2 separate regions of the Homo sapiens genome follow, and region 1 is linked to region 2. Evidence: chromatin loops called from intact Hi-C (ENCODE). Cell type or tissue: heart right ventricle. All regions are shown on one strand.

The links. Hi-C counts contacts between places; a loop is a spot of excess contacts. Peaks named below come from ENCODE experiments on the same cell type or tissue, not always from the same donor. Only the 100,000 strongest peaks of a DNase experiment are listed, where the experiment ranks them.
Region 1: a loop joins it to region 2, with 1.9 times the contacts of the local background. A loop is called at or near these places in 17 of 110 quality-filtered maps.

The regions. Positions count from the first base shown.
Region 1 is chr2:177,713,509-177,721,508 of GRCh38, reverse strand. All of the region lies in intron 12 of PDE11A (phosphodiesterase 11A), which reads left to right. All of the region lies in intron 4 of PDE11A-AS1 (PDE11A antisense RNA 1), which reads right to left. Among named protein-coding and RNA genes, the nearest start is that of PDE11A-AS1, 44 kb to the right of the region's middle. In heart right ventricle, a CTCF peak has its summit at 3,533 (motif pointing left); no DNase peak of the experiment used is centred here; H3K27ac peaks cover 570 bases; H3K27me3 peaks cover 560 bases.
Region 2 is chr2:177,631,469-177,639,468 of GRCh38, reverse strand. The region is part of intron 19 of PDE11A (phosphodiesterase 11A); the gene reads left to right. Among named protein-coding and RNA genes, the nearest start is that of IFT70A, 17 kb to the right of the region's middle. RefSeq lists an enhancer at 4,241-4,320. In heart right ventricle, no CTCF peak of the experiment used is centred here; a DNase peak (open chromatin) is centred at 4,968; H3K4me3 peaks cover 1,008 bases; H3K27ac peaks cover 3,643 bases.

The DNA.
Region 1 (8,000 bases), 82 kb before region 2:
TTATTATCTTTTGATGTAGAAACCTCCACTTTCTCAAGTCTTATTATTTAGTTGAAAATTTCCTTATATTATTTGTATATCTTTTTGTACATTTTATCAAAATAAGACAGCAGAAATATATTGAGCAAATTTTATTTGACCACATTAGGACTTCTTGAGAATGAAATAGTGTTGACAGATACCAGAGGTTTGCTTTGAAATACGCTAGCAAACAAAACAAAACAAACACACACTGCATGTGAAGAGACAGATGAAACAAGCCGCAAAACCTGGATTCCTGCTGAAGTTAGGCAATGACTGCACTGGGTTCATTATATTAATGGTATTCTATTTTTTGTATGTTTTTAACTCTCCAAAATAAAGAATTTGAAATTTATGCTAATAAACAGGTTAAAAATTAAGCCTTAGAAGTGGTTATAAATGTAATAGAATATAATAATAAAGTTATATATAAAATTAATCCAATTTTTAAATGTATGCATCAAACATCTACGCAACATATGTAATTGTACTGGACTGTGTTGCCTTTCTGAGACTTACATACACAAGCACTTGCAACCGTAGTTGAGGCTAAAGGGTCAACATATTCCCAAAACATGACTAAGGTTTTATGATTTGATAGTAAGTGCCTTCAGAAGCTTCTGGTTGGGAAAGAAAGTCATTTATATATAGACTGTAAGGTTTTTCCAACTCTGAGCTTGGTAAGGAAAGGACCAGTTAGGCCTAAATCAATAGTTAATTAATGCCAAATCAATATTTGGTTGCATTCATCTTGAAAAGAAAGATAAGCAAATTCAATCAAAACTATCCCGTTCCCATGAATAATTAGACAACCTGCAATTGGCTTGTTACATTGCATACTCTGGTAAAGGAGACATGTGAGTTTGTTGGTCCTAGATGGTGATTCCCTATCAGCTGGAAAGGTTCTGGTCTCTGGACCTCAAAATGGGGCTAAGGTGCCCCCTTTTCTCTTCAGCAGACCCATTTATTGGTAGACAAACTTTACTGTAAATGCCGAGGGAGTATGACCACTAAATCTAGATGCTATAGTTTGCTCAGTAGGGATTTTTTCCCCTCCATTGAAGTTTGTGGTTGCATACCTGTTCTTCCCCTTATGCTTTCATCACACACTGTCTCTGATTGACAAAGGTAAGATCCTTTTTTAAAAAGAAGGTATGCTGCGACATCCAGTAGTATAAATACTCATAAGCACTCCTAGTAAGCAATTGAAATCTGCTTCCACTCCAAAGCTTGAGATAGTCCTCTGCTCAATATTATTGCCTTGGAGCATATAAAACAGTTTGATACCCATTAGGCTGCCCCTAGGATCTATATGTTGAGTGGTTGCCATTCCATCACAAAGCAAATAAAATAGGGTCTCAAAAAGAAGCATACTGGGGTTGCTGTCCATGCACATGGAGCCCTAACATTGCCCTAACAATTCTCTGACCACCGTGATCCACCCATGAGTGGGATATGTGCTGAACTTGGGGGTGATTGAAGGCACCCTTCTTATAGAACCATCAGCTTCCATTAGGAGATGTAAGTTTCACAAGCAGACTCTTCATGTTAAGTATGACCCAGCAGAGCTGGACCAGCCATCAGCATTGCAAATTGGGCCTTTTTTTTTGTTGTTAAGATGATATGAGCATCTTGTTTGTGGCATTTACAATGAAACCTTCAAAGAGCACTTTTTTGGCTGAAATAAATGTGATTTTAATAATGTACCAAACAAAGACCCCAGAGAGTGACCCTGCAACACTCTACGTACCAGAAATTTTAAAATACCAGAAATTAAATGCTTCTTCTGTAAATACTGCCTTTCTGTTCCAAGCTCATAAGGCCTTCAAATTCAAGCCATCTATAGATCAGCAAAGGCACGATGACACAGATTAGGAATATGGTGTGCAGACTCTTCTAGAGGAGGCACCTCCTTGAGAAACCATGTCTCTCCAACCCCTTGGAATTGTCTGAGCCGTACTTTTTCCTCTTCTTTTCCAAAAGAGTGAGAAAGATGAAGAAGAGGAAGAAAGACTCTCCAAAATCTATCATATTGTCCCTCAACCTTAGCCAATCCACCTAGGGCTCTGCTGCAGTGCCTGGACATCAGAATCCATGGTGGAGCATATGGAGCCTACTGTCTTCAGCTTTAGGGTGTCTGCAACCATTAGGAATTTCTAGTACATCATTAGATTCCCTCTGTCTTAGTTTGCCATCTGCTACATCTCAGAATCAACAGGATGAACTCATCAGGAAATCCCTTATCATTCAATACTTCCGATAGTTGGGTTCAAAAAGAAAGGTGAGAGCAGAATTTCTGGCATCATTTTCTCAGATTGCTGAGCCAGGACTGCACACATGGCAAGGGTGTGCAGTCCATGGTGCACCTCCTCCAGAAACCAAGCAGGAGGAGCTGGACATTCCTACCAGTTCTGTCTTCCACAAAGCACAACCAATGTTATGACAGCTTCTCTTTAGAAAACAGTGCTCTGTGGCACTGCTCTGCTGGCTCGAAGGGTAACCAGATTCTATGTGCAGCAAGGGGCGGCTGTCTTCTTCACTGCCCTGTTCCTAGTGCCAGGAAATCAGTAAATAATAAATATTTGTTCAATGAATGAATGGACACTTTTTAGAATATCACTATTTCATTTCAAGCTGGGACAGTTTGATGAAGTGTGGGCTAATTCTTGAAACAAAAAAGAATGTACAAATATACATACACGTGTATAAATATAGATGTTCTTATAAACAAATGTTCTTTATGGAAATTTTAGACACAAAGGAAAAAATTTAAGCCAACTGTAATTCCACTACTGATAATATCTTGATATACATCTTAACAGTCTTTTTCCTATACATATATTTAAACATTTTATAAAGTTGAGATATTACAAACTATTGTATCTTTCTTTTCTCTCCAAACCTCACTTATAAAGCACTGTATATTATCAAGCACATATTGATGTGACAGAGCCATATTTAAACTAAAAATATCCAATGGCTCTGCAGTATCAATCTCTTCCTACTCAAGAATAACGTCCTTCGTGAAATAAAGCACACACCAAGGGATTCTTTACAGCCCTATTATCTAACACTGTATCATCACAATAGGATTTAAAAGCTGTGCAACTGAACCCACACCTCAACTTAGGGGCTGTGTAGCACAGTAAGTAAGAACACAGACTGGGGAGCCAGGCTACCTGGGCTTTTATCCCACCTCTCTTACTTTGTAGTCTTGTAACCTGGTGCCTCAATGTTTTCATCTACAAAATGGGAAGATAAGAACAGTTACCTGTCTCAGAGAGTTCTTGTAAGGATTAAATGAGCTAATGAATGTGAAGTATTTAGGAAAATGCCCGGCATATACTAAGCACTATAAAAGTTAACTGTTGTTGACATTATCCCAGGCCTCTTCTCAAATCTACCCAGTGCTCAATATATAATAGGCACTTAATGACACTTCTTAAATTAGTAAATTGTCTATAGCACCATCTAGTGTTGATATTATGGGTGTTTTTACACCTGTTTGGATTCAACAGAGTCACAAAGTAACAGTCATTTTTCTCTGGCTATGATATTCCCCCATTCACTGGTATCATACAGGATCAACATTAAAATGAGAGTACATCCTGGCTGATTTAAATTTTACATTGGCTAATGATAGAAATTACTGGGTAGTCCAGGAGACCCTGAGAATCAATCTTACTGGCTTGGGTCTTTTGGAGTTCTAGTTATTATATGCCGTAGTGGCTGGGGGTAGGCTTATCCCAGTATACATTTCAGCCCAATGAAGGAATATCATTGGAGGCCTGCTCAGAGGACAGGTGAAAGGCTTTGCTGGAGGGGGTGACATGGGAAATAGGTTTATATGCCCTGGCTGACTCTTTACTTAGATATATTGTATTTACTGCTTATTATTTCTGATACGAACTGTGAGGGAATACAGGTGAGAAGATATATTAACATTAAAGCTCAATAAAACCCATAATGATTGGGTCAGGAGCAGAAAAATATAATTTTATTTGAAAATAAAAGAATAAACCAGAGTCAAGAATGGGGTAAATGCATTAAAATATACTTCCTGCCGCCTCTCTGTTTTCTTTTGAAAGTATATTGTCTTCAGCAGGCAGTTGACTTTTTCTACTCAATATCAGTACGTGCAGGCCTGAATGGATAGCCCTGGGAGGAAGATGGATGAGGGCGGGGGAGGGGCAAAAGGACACTTAGTGGCAGGTGGGCATTTTTCAGGCCTGATGACTCCCAGAAACCATTTACCAGGCAGCTTTAAATCACAGTCAAGAGATAGGTGCTGCTTCAGTAACTCAGGTATCACCGTCGGGAGAGGTAAATATGTTTTGTGTGACTGTGTGTGGGTGCTGTACTTCAGGGATTCTCTACTCCGAGGATCTAGAGATAGGCTCCATAGTCTTTGATATTATAAAATTATAGAAAATGTTCTAGGAAGAGAGTCTAGGGCTCTGTTATGTTCTTAAAAGTATCCATGATACCAGTAGTTTAAGACCAAGATGCTAGATTTCTGGGCAGAGCAGGGGACAGGGACTGTGTGGAACATTTTAGCAAAATATGTTCCATCTTATTATAAAATGGGTGATAACTGATGGCTTAAAAATGGCTGGGGATTTTGATCTCAAATCTATTAGATGGCATTTGATTTTAACTACTGATTAAATTTCTAGTCAAATTACCTTATTTTAACATTATCTCTAACTTACTGCTCTGATTCATCAGCTAATTCTAGTCAATAGCTTTTCCATGGGCAAAGTCTCTCTAAATTTTAGCACAATATCATTGCACAACACTTATTTCTGGAGTATCATAGGTAATTATTTCATACTTGATAGACTTTTCAAGTTTTACCTAGTATTAGCAAGACCAAACTCAACATTTTGAGTTTTAAGATGATAGAGATGACAACAAAATACATTTATCCCCCCTCCCCTTCTCAAAAATCATCCTCAAATAATACGGAGAGAAAGAAATGTACACAAATCCTGCCTTGCATGGACTCATAACACATGAAGGCAGAAAGTGAAGGGAGGATAGTTCATAACTTAGCAGAGAAGAGAAACCCAAGTGTCTTCAGAGGTGAGGGTGTGGAGGAAGGGGTACCCATAAGAAATAATGCTACCCCCAGCACCTAACGAGACTCAGGAACTGGAGGCCTCAGATACCATGAAAATTAGGTGATGTGGAATGAGGGAGTGATGGAAACAATGAGTGCCTAAGTCTCCATCCCCTCTCTGTAGCTGGAGGGCTACTTTTCCCCCTGCCTCTGCCATAACCAGAGTATTTGCCAGAAAAACTGAATCCCAGAGTTGGGTACACAACCTAAAGCAAAGTTAGGATGAGGTGCACACTCAAAATAAGAGGATTAAGTGAAAGCCTACATCCTCACAGGTGGACAGCTACAGTTCTCTTTTCTCAGGATGCCAACACACGTGTTTACACCATTCCCAGGCAACAGATTGGAAAGTCCAGAGAAAATGAGTTTAGATGTTGACATTTGGGCATCTCCAGCAAAAGACCAGCTGGCCACACAGTCACCCCGTGATAAGACACAGCAATCTCCAGGCACCACCCACATACACTGGTGCACAGTGAGTTTTGTGATGCTTTACTCTTAAGAATGAAAAGACCACCAAAGGTTACCAGACAGACACTTGAGAGAAACCACCAAACACAGAGAAAAGAAGGAGTTCAGAGAAAAAAGGCAATACGGGGAACAGAAGAAATTTTCAGAAGAATTATAATCAATATCTTCAGAAAGACAAGAAAAGATCATGCATCCATGGGAGAAGAATAGCATGCTATTATAAGACAAGGAGCAGCAAACAAGAAAATTTTTATAAACTAAACATATTATTATGCCTGGAAAGTAAGAGGAAAGACCTATATAGGAAACAGAAAAGAGGAGATAAGAAAATCAGTACCAGAAGTCCAGTATCCAACTAATTGGAGTTTCATTCAAATAGGGCAGAAAAAAACTCCTGAAGAGAAAATTATTTTAAAAAAAAAAGAAAAGAAAAAAAGATTAGTAAATTTCTTCATTGTGCTGAAGAAATTGATTCTCCAGATTAGGCTTAACACACAAATTGAACGGGGAAAAAAGTTCCAACCCAAAGCATATCTCTGTGAAATTGCTGAACACCAGAAATAAAGAGGAAATTCTAAAAGAAAGAAAATCAAATAACATTCAAAGTATTAGGATTGAGAATGGTATGTTCTTCTCGAAAGCAACTTTGGAAGCTAGAACACAATAGAGCAGGCCTTCAAAATTCTGAGTGAAAATGTTTCAGCCTAGAATTGTGAGGCACACTGAGTACGAGAATAGAATAAAGATGTTTTTTCAGTCATGCAAATCCTCGAAAACAACCAACTCCTCCAGTGTTTAAAAACAGTAAGACCTTTTCTCATGAAGCCCCTGCAGATGTGCTCCTGTAAAATGAGGGAGTAAATGAGGAAAAAGAAAGGCATGGGCTGCAGGAGGTGGGGAACCAGACACAGGAGGGGAAGGAGGAACCCCCTGAATGACGGTGGAGGAAGCTCCGAGGGCTGCTGGCAGCAGAGGAGAGAATCCAGACCAGACCCCAGGGTCAGGCTGCAGGAAGGAGTCCCCAGGACAGGAAGGATCTAGAAACAAGCTGTGACCGTTCTGACCCACTTCAAAATTGCTTTGAGAAGCATTTTGCAGAATTGTGTAGGGTGTGAGAAGACTTAGATGTTTCACAGAAATCCTAACTCCAGGAAACAAGAAAATGTACATTATTAAGGAAACAATCATTGTATACTGGTTGGCTCAGCGGTGAATGATATTTATAGGATGGTAATATAGGAAAGCTCTGTGGATCACATTGGGAGTGTGAGGGGAGGGTGACCATAAACTCACCCGCTGCTAGACGTCGCCAGTGTTCAAGGGCAGATTCTGGTGAAAGGATGCTAGGAGCTTGCTCCCTTCTGCTATGCACTAGCTGGGAGACCCTGGGCATATGACTTAGCCTCTCTGTGACTCAGTTTTCTCATCTATAACTGGGGACAGTAATAGTTTCTACCTAACAGGACTGTTATGAGAACTCCATAAGTTAAATGGCTGTAAAGCTCTTAGAACAATGTATGGTACATAGAAAGGACAATATGAGTACTTGGTGAATAACCAAGTGCTAATAATATGTGCATGCTATATAGAAATATAGTGGGGGGCTGGGCGTAGTGGCTCACGCCTGTAATCCCAGCACTTTGGGAGGCTGAGGCAGGTGGATCACAAGGTCAGTAGATCGAGACCATCCTGGCTAACACAGTGAAACCCCATCTCTACTAAAAATACAAAAAATTAGCTGGGCGTGGTGGCGGGCACCTGTAGTCCCAGCTACTCAGGAGGCTGAGGCAGGAGAATGGCATGAACCTGGGAAGCGGAGCTTGCAGTTAGCCAAGATCGCGCCACTGCACTCCAGCCTGGGCGACAGAGAGAGACTCCGTCTCAAAAAAAAAAAAAAAAAAAAAAAAGAAAAAAGAAAAGAAATATGGTGGGAAAACTACGAATTTAGGTGAAAAAGAAAATAGAAAGTAGTTGCCTTCAGGAATCAAGAAAGGAGAATAATGAGGGACTACTGATTTTTAGTTCTAAGTCTCAGTATAATTTGAATTTTTTTAGTTACTGCAGGTAATAATTTAAGTAAAATAAAATTAACTTAGAAAAACTAACAGCCAACTGCAGATTTTAAAATGAAGGGCATATACAAGCTTTTTTGTTTGTTTGTTTGTTTGTTTGAGATGGAGTCTTGCTCTGTCGCTCAGACTGGAGTGCAGTGGTGCCATACAGGCTCACTGCAACCTCTGTCTCCCGGTTCAAGCGATTCTCCTGCCTCAGCCTCACGAATAGCTGGGATTACAGGCGCGTGCCACCAAGCGAGGCTAATTTTTGTATTTTCAGTAAAGATGGGGTTTTGCCATGTTCATCAGGCTGGTCTCGAATTCCTGACCTC
Region 2 (8,000 bases):
AAGAATGGAGGAGAGGCTGCTGCTTCCTGGGGTCACTGTGCCAGATGTTGAAGATACAAAGATAAAAGGCCTTGTTTCCACTGTCTCTCTGAGCTTGTGGGATACTAAGCAAGACAGAGTTTTTAAAACCAGTGATAAGGGACCTCTACTACTAGCCATGGTTGAGTAACGGGCCAAAACAAAACAAAACAACAACAACAACAAAACCCCAAAACCTGAAAAATATATGAAACAACACTTTTCAGACAATGGGCAACAGACAACATAATACAGTGGTTCCTGAGTAAGGGGAATGAATGAAGTGAGTCCTACAACTGTTCCAGCTTGTGGCCTGGATAGAATTTCTAGGCCACGGCACAGGCAGGGGGAATCCAGGCAGAGCCCAGTGATCTTGCTGAGTTAAGGAGGCAGAGCTAGGAGTCTAGGGAGGCCAAAGAGGTTACAGTTCCCAGGGAAGAGTAAGAGAGAAGAGAGGACTGCACAGAAAAAGCCCAGAGATCTGCAGAGGGCCACTTTGAGTCTTCAGGTTAGTGATGTTCATCATATCCATGTGAGGAAACTACTGAGGCTGAAGCAAAAAGGAGCAAGTAAAGTGATCCACAGAGGTCACACAGCCTGGGGAAAATAGTCCATGCTCCTGCCAGCTAGAGTACCCAAGAAAAGCCTTGAAATACATGAGGCATTGGATGCAGTTCTCAGAAGGGTATTGCATCAGTAGTGGGAGCAAATTAGCCCTCCACAAAAAAAAAGGCTGCTTTGGACCCAGCTTGCGCAGCTGAAAAGCAAGCCTCAAAGGGATTGAATTATTTCCAAATAACCTGACTATATTCCAGAACAAAACTGAAGAAGGCTTAAAGCAAAGGAAAAAAAATCCATCACCCAACAATATAAACTTTACAATGTCTGATATTCATCAAGAATTATCAAGCATGCAAAGAAGCAAAAACATCTGACCCATAATAATTAGAAAAATCAATCAATACAAATTCAGAGATTATATAGATCATAGACTTGGTAGAAAAAGACATTAAGATAGTTATTATACTTAGATATTTCAGAGGGTAGAGGAAAGATTGAGCATGATTAAGGGGTCATGGAAGATATTAAAAAGACCCAAATCAAACTTCTAGAAAAGAAAACGCTAATTTTTGAGGTAAAAAAAATATAGTAGGCTGGGCGCGGTGGCTCACGCCTATAATCCCAGCACTTTGGGAGGGCGAGGCAGGTGGATCACAAGGTCAGGAGATCGAGACCATCCTGGCTAACACGGTGAAACCCTGTCTCTACTAAAAACACAAAAAATTAGCCGGGCACGGTGGCGGGCACCTGTAGTTCCAGCTACTCAGGAGGCTGAGGCAGGAGAATGGCGTGAACCTGGGAGGCGGAGCTTGCAGTGAGCGGAGATCGCGCCACTGCACTCCAGCCTGGGTGACAGAGCGAGACTCCATCTCAAAAAAAAAAAAAAAAAAAATATATATATATATATATACACGTGTATATATATACGTATATATGTATGTGTATATATGTATATATGTATATATGTATGTGTATATATGTATATATGTATATATATATATGTATAGTAGATGAGATCCATAGCAGATTAAGCCCTGCAAAAGAAAAACTCAGTGACGCAACAGAAACTATCCAAAATGATATAGAAAAGATGGAAGAGAAATGAGCAGAGCATCATTTGAGCTGTGAGACAATGCCAATGGCTAAATATGTATGATTAGAGTCCCAGAGGGAAAAGACAGATGTAAAACATAGCTGAAGACAGGATGGTGGAAATAAATGTACAGAACCAAGATTCTCAATGAAGCCAAGCAGAAGACACATGAAGGACACTACAGCAATGCACATGAGAATCAAATTGCTGAAAACCAGCACTTTTAAAACTTGGCTTAAAAGGACCCAGAAGGGGGAAAAAAGACAAGTACAAAGAGACAAAAACACAATCCAGAACAGGATCTTTGAAGAACTGCAAAAAAATGCAAATACCTTTTCAGTGCGATAGATAGAATTGGAGAGATGGAGAGTGTGCTACAGGCATGCCTAAGGAAGGAGAGTTCTGGTTCCATACCAGAAGACCAGAGAAGACTTCACAGAGAAGACAGAATGTGAGCTGAGTGGCGAAGGATTAGTTCTCTAGGGAAGGAATTTTTTACACAATGCATTAGAGTCAGAAAGACTTAGGTAAACATCCTGGCTCCATCTCTCATTATATGACCATGGACAAGGCACTTAACCTAAGTGAACCTCAATTTCCTTATCTATAAAGTGAAGATGATAAAAGTACCTACTTCGTGGGACTGCTGTGGAGATTTTATGAGATAATGGCCTTTAGGCCCCGGCCCTAGCCCAGCACAGTGAACATTCAATATATAGAAACTCCTCTTATTTCTCCTTCCTAAATGTCTTCAGAAAAAGGAGGTGAGGAAGAGTATGTATTTGGCCCAAGAAGAAGTCTTTCCTTCTCTGCTACCAGAGATGCTGCTGGGGTTCAGACTGTAGCTAGTTACTTTTATTCCTCCTTCTATTTGAGGGGAAGCTGAGTTCATTGAAGACCTGATGGAGACGAGATAATGCTTAGAGGCAGCAGAGCAGTGGTTCTTAACTGGGAAGATGCTGCTCCCCAGAGGACATCTGGCAATATCTGGAGACATTTTTGGTGGTCACAACTTTGGGGAGGGATGCTACTGGCTTCTAGAGCATTCTATAATGCAAAAGACAGCCCCCACCATAAAGAATTATCTAACCCAAAACATCAATAGTACTGAGGTAGAGAAACCCTGCAGTTTCAGTTCTTCACTTACCAAGTGAATGACCACGAGTGAGTTCTTCATCCAGGCCTTGGTTTTTCTTAATTATATATATATAAAGAGGATAATAATAGTAACCATTTCATAAAGTTCCTGAGAAAATTATATGACAGTGTTAAGCACTTATTACAGTCTGACTCCAACTAAGCATTCAGTAAAAGTTTGCTAATGACAGTAAGAGTCCATGAAACACACTGAAAACACCTGTAACTGGTCAAAAATGATTGATATGCTGTAAGAGATTTCAGTAGATTCAAGTACCATTTGGGGAGTTTCTTTCAGAGAGGGAGTAAAATCAAAACCTTCTGGACAACATGATTATGATGCTTCAGTGATACCAAGTGTACTGTGTAGAAATTAGCATCTGGAGTATACAGAGAAGAGAGGGATCAAATTCTAGATTTGTGTATCCTTCTTAGCTCTACCCACCCTCACACTATCTTTCCAAGGCCTTAATCTAAACAGTAGCTATGGTTTCTGTTCCCTCTCTTTTGTTAGTATGGCTATTATAAAAATCCTGCTATATATCTTAAGTAAAATTATATTTGTTGATTCAGTAATATCTACCAAAACGCAAATACACATTCCCTTTCACCCAGCAATACCCATTCTAGAATTTGACTCTCTGATAAACTTCACACCTATGGAGAGGCTATGTACAGGGATATCCATTACAGCATTATTTGTAATGGCCAAATATAAACAATGTTTGGGTTCCATCAAAAAGGAACTGGTTAAACAAATTTTGACAGCAGTGGAATACTAGATAGCCATAAAAAATGAGGAAATCTAATTTTGTAGTGATATGAGTTTTTCCCAAGATATATTAAGAATAAAAGGCAAAGTGCAGATCCCTCTGTATGGTGTACTACCATTTGTAAAAAGGGGCAAATATATTTATGTTCTTACACATTCAGAAAATTTTTCTTGATTATCTACTCAAGACACTGAAAACATCTGTTGCCTCTAGGGGAGGAAACTGAGTGTCTGGGAAATAGTAGAACGGAGATTTTATATTGCACCTTTGTACCGTTTTGTATCCATGGAACTATGTGAATGTGTTCCTTATTCAAAACATAAATAAAATACGGAATAAACTGTATATGCTGGTCACAAGAGAACTCAACAGTGGAGTGTGAATGAAATCAGGAAATAAGTGGGGTCCCTTGGCCACCTAGATGACCAGATGCCCAGGCTGTGTCCCATAGTGGGGCAAGTATCCGAGGTCCTGTCTGCGATGGGCCAGGAGGGAACTGGAAGGAACATGGGGCCCCAGTGATGTCAAAAAGGTTGCCCCAAGGGAGAAGCACTGCATCCCAAATAGGGTTTTTAGGTCAGCATCAACTCTAACCTACACTTGAAACAAAACCTGAGTTATCAGTCCTACACTACTAAAGAAAATTCTGGTTTAAAGAAAGAGCACCCTAAGGATTAGAACCATTAGGTAGAAGTTACAGGGGTATAGATTTCAGTCCAACATAAAGGAACAACATTTTAAAAACAGAACAATCAAAAACTAAATGGACTCCCCTGGGAGGTTGTGCACGCACTGCCTCTGAAAGGGTTTCAACGGTAGCTGTGTGGTCACGCAGCAGGGATGCCACAGAGGAGAGTCAGGTGTCTTGAGGCTGATGCAGCCGCATACATAACCTTTAGAGTTCCTCCGTGTGTATATGGAGAGTGATCAGATGGGTGCTAAGTTTCCCCCCTTCTCTTTCACTGAGGAGCAAGTCAAACTAGACAATAGCATTCTCACAGAACCCATCCCGTATCACTTGATAAGAAACTTTTAAATACTAGAAGCAATTCTCTTGCTGATGACTCACTACACATAATCACCATAAGCCTTGGAATTTAGGTTCGTGGATAAACCCTTGCTTTACTAGTATTTTAATAGTTCCATATTCTCTCAGCTAACTGCATTTCTGTAACAAATTAAGAGTGTAAGAATAAGTCGGCCGGGCGCGGTGGCTCACGCCTGTAATCCCAGCACTTTGGGAGGCGGAGGCGGGGGGATCACGAGGTCAGGAGACGGAGACCACCCTGGCTAACACGGTGAAACCCCGTCCCTACTAAAAATACAAAAAAATTAGCCAGGCGTGGTGGCGGGCGCCTGTAGTCCGAGCTGCTCGGGAAGCTGAGCAAGAGAATCGCTTGAACCAGGGAGGCGGAGCTTGGAGTGAGCCGAGATCGCCCCACTGCACTCCAGCCTGGGCGTCAGAGCGAGACTCCTTCTCACAAAAAAAAAAAAAAGAGAGAGAGAAAAAGTAAGTTTTCAAGATAGGAGTTTTGTTACCTTTGCCTAGAACCAGCACCTGGCCACAGGAAAACGATATTCTAGTATGGCAATTCTGTGTTTCAGGAGAATATAAAACAAAGAGAAAGGAATTCTGAGAAATATGTATTCCTCCTCCCTCCCCAATTTCTTTATTCCATACAAAGGAAGCAAGAAGGAGAACAAAGAGCAAGGATAAAGGGAAGAAAGCTGTTTGGGGCTATGCCAAATAAACTTAAATGGCTTAAGGAATAAATTGGTGGAATGATTCGAATCATGGGCAGGTGCTATGAATGTAATTTAGTAAATGCTTGGGTACCTGCCAGGGAAGAAAAAAATGTGTTGCTTTTAAGATCATTTCCCAGCAGCTTCATAAAAGAAAACTGATTACAGGAATTTAATAAGTAAAACAGAGCCAGAAATATTGTAATCAAATGAGTTTTTAATTACATATCAAGCAGAAAAAAATTCTAATTTATGCTCCTGGGATTAAAAAAAATAAGTTCTGGAGAAATGCTTTTGTAGCAGGAAAATAACATAAACACTAATTTCCATAGGAATTATAGTAGTCAGTTTAATTAAAAGGCTTGATCAGAGTAAAGAGGAGCTGGTGCCAAGCTATACTAAATAAAACCATGGCAGTTGTGGCTCCCTCACACTATTGTCTAAATAAAAACACTATGCATTGAGTGGAAAACAAGCACCTGTATTTTTCTCATGGAAATAAAGGGGATTTTGATCGCTGCTGGAGTTACAATGTTGCTTTGTTTTATTATCATATGAAATAACTAGTAAATTTGATTTAAAATTAGATGTTTCTGTTTAGTGTGATAAATATCACTGTTAAGAGAGAGACAGAACATACTCTGTCTTAAGGACATCGGGCTTTCAACCCCCACCCCCACTCCGTTAACTTACATCTAGTTACATTTTACTCATATTCATATAACTCCCTGGAGCAGAGGATTATTTGAGCAGATAAATTAGGTTTACTAACAGGTGGTTTGCAGTTGTGCTTGGAGTCATACACTCTGGCATTCTAACAGAAAAAGAGCTATTCTTCCTGTTGGAGGACTTACTATTGACTACTCCCTAACCACAGTCATGCTTGGAGAAGGCTTTTCACAAGGTGTGCTGAAATCATAGTGGTTTAATGATATGTTCACCTTTTGTCCCCCTTGTGATGAATGGGATGCACCTGCAAGGTGTTTACACGGGACCAGGGATATAACCCTGTCCACAGAACAAAAAATAGCTAACTAACCCAAAGCATAAAGTGGGAAATCACCTTTCCATAGGCTAATAATCTCACAACTTCTGTGTTCTTTCTTTTATTTCTTTATAAGGAAAATAAAAACTACCTTATAGGCCTTAGTGCAACAAGAAAGGGAAACTTTAATTTGTCAGAATTCTGGGGAGCCTGGGAAAAAACTGGCTGGCTGGCAGTCCAGATCTGTATAAAAGCAGTGAGCTAGGGCTGGGGAGAAAACTGGATTACTCTCCATGGGGTAAAAGACTGTGCCCTTTGAGATGAAAAGGAGTATGTAAGAGTAAGTCAGTGGGTAAGTCACTTCCCCTATGACAACCTCTAAAGTTCGGTACAGTTAGTAGGCATCCAAAATGTTGAGGGTGATGGGATTTCCTGTGAAAAGGGGAAATAAAGTGAAATACTGCATTAGGAATGATGCAGAATGGAGTCAAGAGGGCCAAATAGACTCAAGAAGAAGTCAGAGAGTACAAGGAAGTAAGACTTGGAAATCACTGGCAGGAGTCTGAAAGGTCCCCCAGAGCATGAAATAGATTTGAGGTCTAATCTCAAGTCTAAAGGGTTGGGGAGGCCTCAAGTGACATAAGATTACATTCAAAGAACAATGTCAGAATTCATGAGAGTTGTATACATATGCAAGATGATGGGTGATAGAATTAATGGATAAGAGGAGAGAAGAAAGGAGAGATGGGTATGAATAAGTCAGAAGAAAGGTCCTGGTGTCAACCCTTACCCCAAATTGATGACAACAGCAATCACATTCAATGTGTCCTCAGAAGTTCATGTCTTCAGTCTCCTCATCATCATCACAGTCTCTAAAAACAGGAATGATACAATTACTAGCTGGTTGGAATTGTGCATTGACAAAGGTTGAAGCCATACAATTTCAAGACGTGTATCTTATTATTCCTTGGTTTTTCTTCTTGACTCTTTAAGAGCTTCCCTTTTATGTTACATCCTCAGCAGATTTCTCTATATCTTCATTCTATATGGCAGGCTAGTGTCCTATCCCTGACTTTTACTTGAGAAAAACAATGGTTTTCTCCATAGCTTCCAAAACAAATGGAAAGATTACAAAAGGAAGCCCTAACTTCCTATATGGATTCTTACCTTCCTCCTGTGATGGAAAGGCTAAGGATCATTTATGATCCTAACATGTGGGGGACATGTTTTATCATCTGTAAGATGCACAGTCATTGTGAGGAATAGCTGAGATGAAGTATGCAGAGCAGCTGGCAATGTGTTTAACACATAGGAGGTGTTAGGTGTTAACAGAAGCTCCCCCTCATCCACGTGGGATGCCAGCTTTTTATACTTCTTTCAGACCCTGGAGATGGAAAACAGGCCCAAGAAGTATGAATGCTTAAAAATCCATACATTCTCATTGATTCTGTCCATTTTTAAACTGAGATTATAAAATACCATATATATATGTGTATATATATACACACACATATATATGTATATATATACACACACATATATGTATATATATACACACATATATATGTGTGTGTATATATATATACATGTATATATATATATATACATGTGTATATATATATATATATATATATATATATATATATTTTTTTTTTTTTTTTTTTTTTTTTTTTTTTTTGAGATAGAGTCT